2 separate regions of the Homo sapiens genome follow, and region 2 is linked to region 1. Evidence: chromatin contacts called from ENCODE Hi-C or POLR2A ChIA-PET data. All regions are on one chromosome and are shown on one strand. Each heading gives the region's core, a stretch centred on a gene start or an enhancer-like site at or near the end of the contact. The rest is flanking DNA. Distances are from core to core; before and after follow the strand shown. Region 1 overlaps FERMT2 (FERM domain containing kindlin 2). Region 2 overlaps STYX (serine/threonine/tyrosine interacting protein).

Region 1 (2,708 bases), core at 197-2,696:
CGAGAGAAATTCTTGCACACACGTACAAAACTTAGTAAGAAAATACCTACGTGGTAATGGCAATAACATATACAGTTTATGGATATATACACACAGAGATACGTGTGTGTGTGTGTGTGTGTGTGTATGTGTGTGTCTGTGTATTTTACAGTACTGGATACACACTGAACTTATGATAGTAGTTGCTTTGTAAAGGGAAGTTAGGATAATGAGACTCAAGAATTTTACCAGTATTACTTTGACTTCAAGTCATATTTGTCATTTGACAAAATGACAAAATATCAACAATTATTAATTCCAGATAATGGGAATTTGGTATTCTTTGTATTTTTCTCTATTTTAATAATAATAATAAAAACCCTGTTTCACTTTAAAAAAAATTTCAAGGGCATTAGATCAAAAAGGCAATGTGAATCTACCTGTATCTCCCCTCCTACATCCCGAATCCCCTGAAATGACAGCAAAAGATATTTAAAAATTGTAGGCGGGGAGGGAAGATGAACATCCATAACAGTGCTAGGAGACAGGAAACTACAGTAAGAGGGTAAATAATGAGTGATTCTTGAAGACAGAAAAAAGTTGGTATTGGTTTAAGGGAAGCCACAGCCCAAACTAAACACAAGAAATGGGTGAGGATTCAGACTCCTCCAAGCTCCAAGCCTACAGGCATAAGCAGCAGGCAGGGCTCTGGGTTAAGAGGTAGGTAGTCTCAGCACCTCCATACTGTCCACAGGTCAGTGCTTGAGGCATTGTACAGGAGCAGCATTTGCCCACAGGCTCTAGCAGTGAGTGTGGGTGCTGACACCAGCAAGGAAGATTGGGTACTCTGGCGCTAGCCCAACTAAAATATTTTCAAATGTTTTCAGCAATATTTAAAACATTTGAAAATGTTGCAGCATTTGCTCTAAGAGTGAAGCAACCTAACTGATCATTAACAGGGAAATGTGGTTATAAATTATACTTGATCTTAGCCAAAAAGGCCAAGAAGTAATTGGATGTAAATTAATAGTACGTCTATACTCTGAATTACAGCTTAAAAGAATGTATAACACATAGAAAGATCTCTAAGACATTACTAAGTTTAAAAAATACATATAAAATGCTCCTATTTATTAAAAAAAATCCGATATGTATGGACAAATAAATGCATAGAAAATCACCAAACTGTCAAGAATGATTACTTAGGGGAAGGGGGAGCTTACTATGTATGTCTATATTCATTGATTCTTTTACAACAGAGTGTATTTATAAATTACTAGTATAATTTAAAAATTTAACATGAATAAAAAACTGCAGTACTTTATTTGGAATTAAAATATGAGAAGTCACTAAATGTATCTTTAACCAAGAATTTCTCAAATAGGAAAAAATACAGCAGAGTTCTGCACTAGTGGTAGTGACAGCAGTTCACATTTTCTCAGATGGTTGAATACTTCCTGTCATATGACATAACTGGGTCAGCCAAAGTAACCCACATCTCATTTCAGAATGCATAAATAGAAATACTACAGAGATGTTCAAATTGTAGACTGGTGAAGGAAGACAACACTCATAGTCATTTCCTTAGGAGCTGTGTCAGGCCTTCAATGGAGGAAGTGACACAATCTGCCTGAATCACTAAAATCAAATAGTGACTTATGTGAAGGAAACATTGCAAAGCCATGTATGTTCCCCTGAAAATAGTGCCTGTTCCTTTAACCTCTCCATAAAAATAAAGTATTAAATATCAGATACAATTCTAGTAAGGAAAGAATCTCTACTAGGTTCTTCCTGTTCCACCTTAACCCAGCATTTATCTTAATATAAAAACTTTAATGAAGTAGAAATTTCACACACATACATATATACAGATAGTTCAGCCCATGCCCCATCCCTTGGGATAAGCTATGTCAGTCATCGGTCATCTGTACATCACATAACTCGTATTTTAAGAAGAATTTATGTAATACTTACTAAAAGTCTTACAGATGTCAGAAACAGCTTTGAAGACTCTATCAGAGAAATTCACTTTCACCTTCACATACTTCATGTTGGGAAGCTGCAGGCGGAGCAGTTTGTGCTGAGGGGTGAACTGAAGCTTAGCATCTGCCTGAATACCATACTTATCTAAGGTCCAATGTGTCTTCAGAAGCCAAGTTCTCTTCTTTTCCCACCAGAGAGCATGGTCAGACCAATCTTTTTTTACATCTATAAAAAACAAACAATAAACAAATCACTTAAAAATCACCAAGGTGATTTTGAGAAATTAAAAGCAGAAAACTAGATAATTGGGTATTTAACAGCAATAATTAACTACTAAGTTACTGTTATGTGACAGGTACAAAAGAAACATTAACAGCTGAGAAAACACGCTCTGTCCTGAAAAGCCAGTACACAAGGCAGCTGAGGCAGAATATATAGGGCAACTAAGAATGTTTGAGTCAACTACAAAATGGGACACATGGATGACAGAGAAAGTACCCTCTTATTCTCAGAAAACAGAATCCTGAGGGCTAGAATAGGAAGGATTAATAAAGACAAGGAGTTGGTGGGCTTGGAACTCGTCCTATAGGAATGGACAATAACATTCTGATGAGAAACTGAACAGACTGTGGTTTATGAAGTTGCAGAAATGTGTGAAGGTGAATAATGGGTGGTGAAAAGATGGGGAACCAAAGTGAACAGAGACCAATATCCTAGGTGAAGAGGAGGAACAGGGAAAACACCCA
Region 2 (2,739 bases), core at 179-2,678, 180 kb before region 1:
TCCAAAATCAAGTTACTTAGGTTCTCTATGACTAAAATAGACAGTGATAGTATCCCTTCTTCAAAGAACATTTTAACTTTTTTTCTTTAAAGATATTTTTCCGAGCATATATTCTTAATTAACAGTTGTTTTTGTCCTGCCACTATGAATGAATTATTTGTGTCCTCTGGCTTCTGTTCATGCAATTGAGAAGTCAGTGTCCATCTGATTGTCCTTCCTTTGTGTGTAATCTGTCTTTTGTCTAGTTGATCTTTTTTAATAAAGGTAAAATTTATATAGTGTAATGTACAAATAGTAAGTGTGCAGTTCATTGAGTTTTGATGAACATACACTAATCCACCCCATCAAGATACAAGAACATTCTATTAGCATAGAAGGTTACATCTATTTCCAGGCATTTCCTCTCCCATTCCACAATAGGAAACCAGATTTCTATCAACATAGATTAGTTTTCCTTGCTCTTGAACTTGATACAAATGGAATCATGCAAATGGACTCTTTTGTGTGTGGCTTTCTTCACTGAGCATAATGTCAATGAAATTCATCCATGTTGTTGTGTTTATGAGTACTTCGTAGACTTTTATCCCTGAGTACTACTATTCCTTTGTATGAAGAGACCATAGACATTTGAGTTCTTTGAGACTACAATAAATAAAGCTGCTATAAATATTCATGTATAAGTCTTTGTGTGGATATATGTTTTTATATATATATATATATATATTTTTTTTTTGGTAAAGCCTAGGAGTGGAATGGCTAGATATTATAATAGGGTAGGTGTATGTTTACCATTTCATTTTACATTCCCACCAGCAATGTGTGAGAGTCCCAGTTGCTCCACATCATCACCAGCATTTGGTGTTGTCAATTTTTTTAACTTTAACCATTCTAATGGTAGGTAATGATATCTTTTGATTTTACTTTTGAGTTTCGTGTGTGTGTGTATGAGAGATGGAGTCTCACTCTGTCACCCAGGCTGGAGTGCAGTGGTGCAATCTCGGCTCACTGCAGCTTCCACCTCCCAGATTCAAGCAACTCTCCTGCCTCAGCCTCCCGGGTAGCTGGGACTACAGGCGTGCCACCTCCATGCCTGGCTAATTTTTATATTTTTAGTAGAGACAGGGTTTCACCATGTTGCCCAAGCTGGTAAACTTCTGAGCTCAAGTGATCCGCCTACCTCAGTCTCCCAAAGTACTTGGTAATTTACAGGTGTAAGCCACCGCACCTGGCCTATTCACTGATTTTTAATTTCAATTATACTTCTTATTTCTACATATTCTGTGTTTTTAAAAATCAATTTCTTAGTCTGGTCATATTTTGATACTCTAATTTCTTTAAATTTTTTATATTTTTCGTTATTGCTTATAATATCTGCAGTTTTGTAAGTGTAACTCAGTTGTTTCTGCTTCCTGTGGTGGCTCATTTCCTGTTTTTAAATTAGTTTTTGATTGTGAGCTTGTTGGGACTTTATCTGTGTGAATTATTTCTGATCTAGGTTTAAGGTGTGTTTTTCTAGAGAATATGCATTTGCTTCTTCCAGGAATCCAGGGATGCAATCTACCCAGGACCACTTACATTAAATTCTCACTTGGCCTCACAAAAGTAACTGAATTCTAACCCCAAACTTGAGTGGATGCCAGATTGTGGTTAGGAAGACCCCACTCCACCACTACCAATACCTACCCAGAGCCAAAGCTAGGAAGGACAAGAGTACTCACTTCTGTGGGATGAGTTGAGTTTTTGTTTTTCTTTCTTTCCCTAGTTTATCTTTCACTGAGGATGTTGCCTTTGGGAGTTCTAGCTTTTTGGTCTTGATCTGAGTTCGACTTTGAGCAGATCATAGACTTTGTCTTATGTTTACAAGTACGTTTCCACTTAAAATAAGGCCGTAGTGAAGATGTAGAACAACTAGAAGTCCCATACATTGCTGGTGGGAGTGTACAGTGGTTTTACAAAACTTTTGGCAGTATCTAGTAAAGCCAAACATAGGCCTACCCTGTGTCAAAAGACAAAATTACAACAAATTTAGCTTAAAAATCTAACTCACTTTTATTAGTGGTTCATGAATCAGGCAGTGTGTCATCAAAAGATTTAGAAAAGGCATTTCAGTGTGCTGAGCAGAGGAAGTTGAATTTATAGGCAAAATCTAGCTAAATAAAGCAGAAATGAAACAAAAAGTGGATTGGTCATTTCAAAGTTAGTTTCTTTATAGTATTAAAACACAGGGGACTTCCTTATGCTGGCTCAGGATAACTGGCCTCCTTCTGATTGATTGCTATGAATCTTTTGATTTTTTTTTTTTTTTTGAGATGGAGTTTCACTGATGTTGCCTAGGCTGGAGTGCAATGCCACGATCTCAGCTCACTGCAACCTCCGCTTCCAGGTTCAAGCGATTCTCCTGCCTCAGCCTCCCAAGTAGCTGGGATTACAGGCTCCCGCCACCATGCCTGGCTAATTTTTGTATTTTTAGTAGAGATGGAGTTTCACCATGTTGGCCAGGCTGGTCTCAAATTCCTAACCTCAGGTGATCCACCCGCCTCAGCCTCCCAAAGTGCTGGGATTACAGGTGTGAGCCACCGCGCCCGGCTTTTTGATTTTTTTAAACTGTCATTACTCGGGGTTTATAGTCTACTACTATATTGCTGAGAACAGTTTTCAAGATTAAAAATAAAAATGTTTTCTGTTTCTCTTAGTTAAAAAAAAAAACCTGTCTCTCATTGTAGGATTATTATTCTCTCT

Evidence for each region. A loop is a pair of places that touch in the nucleus more often than their neighbours do. ChIA-PET counts read pairs that join two places held with the same protein, here RNA polymerase II (POLR2A). Pooled maps may share reads with other maps.
Region 2: a pooled map shows a loop between it and region 1 (6-fold over the local background). The contact joins two enhancer-like sites. A Hi-C loop is called at or near these places in 7 of 50 pooled maps. POLR2A ChIA-PET finds 5 or more read pairs at or near these places in 2 of 52 experiments (CD4-positive, alpha-beta memory T cell and PC-3).

Annotation. Positions count from the first base shown.
Region 1 is chr14:52,917,170-52,919,877 of GRCh38, forward strand. FERMT2 (FERM domain containing kindlin 2) reads right to left here. Exons shown (of 15, transcript NM_006832.3): 3 at 1,954-2,187. The region is part of intron 2 of LOC105370500 (a long non-coding RNA gene); the gene reads left to right. Among named protein-coding and RNA genes, the nearest start is that of FERMT2, 33 kb to the right of the region's middle. RefSeq lists an enhancer at 1,450-1,559. Within about 2 kb of position 1,447, at least 8 of the 41 ENCODE cell types and tissues checked have a DNase peak (open chromatin) inside an H3K27ac peak, as active enhancers do.
Region 2 is chr14:52,740,508-52,743,246 of GRCh38, forward strand. The region is part of intron 1 of STYX (serine/threonine/tyrosine interacting protein); the gene reads left to right. Among named protein-coding and RNA genes, the nearest start is that of STYX, 12 kb to the left of the region's middle. Within about 2 kb of position 1,429, at least 3 of the 41 ENCODE cell types and tissues checked have a DNase peak (open chromatin) inside an H3K27ac peak, as active enhancers do.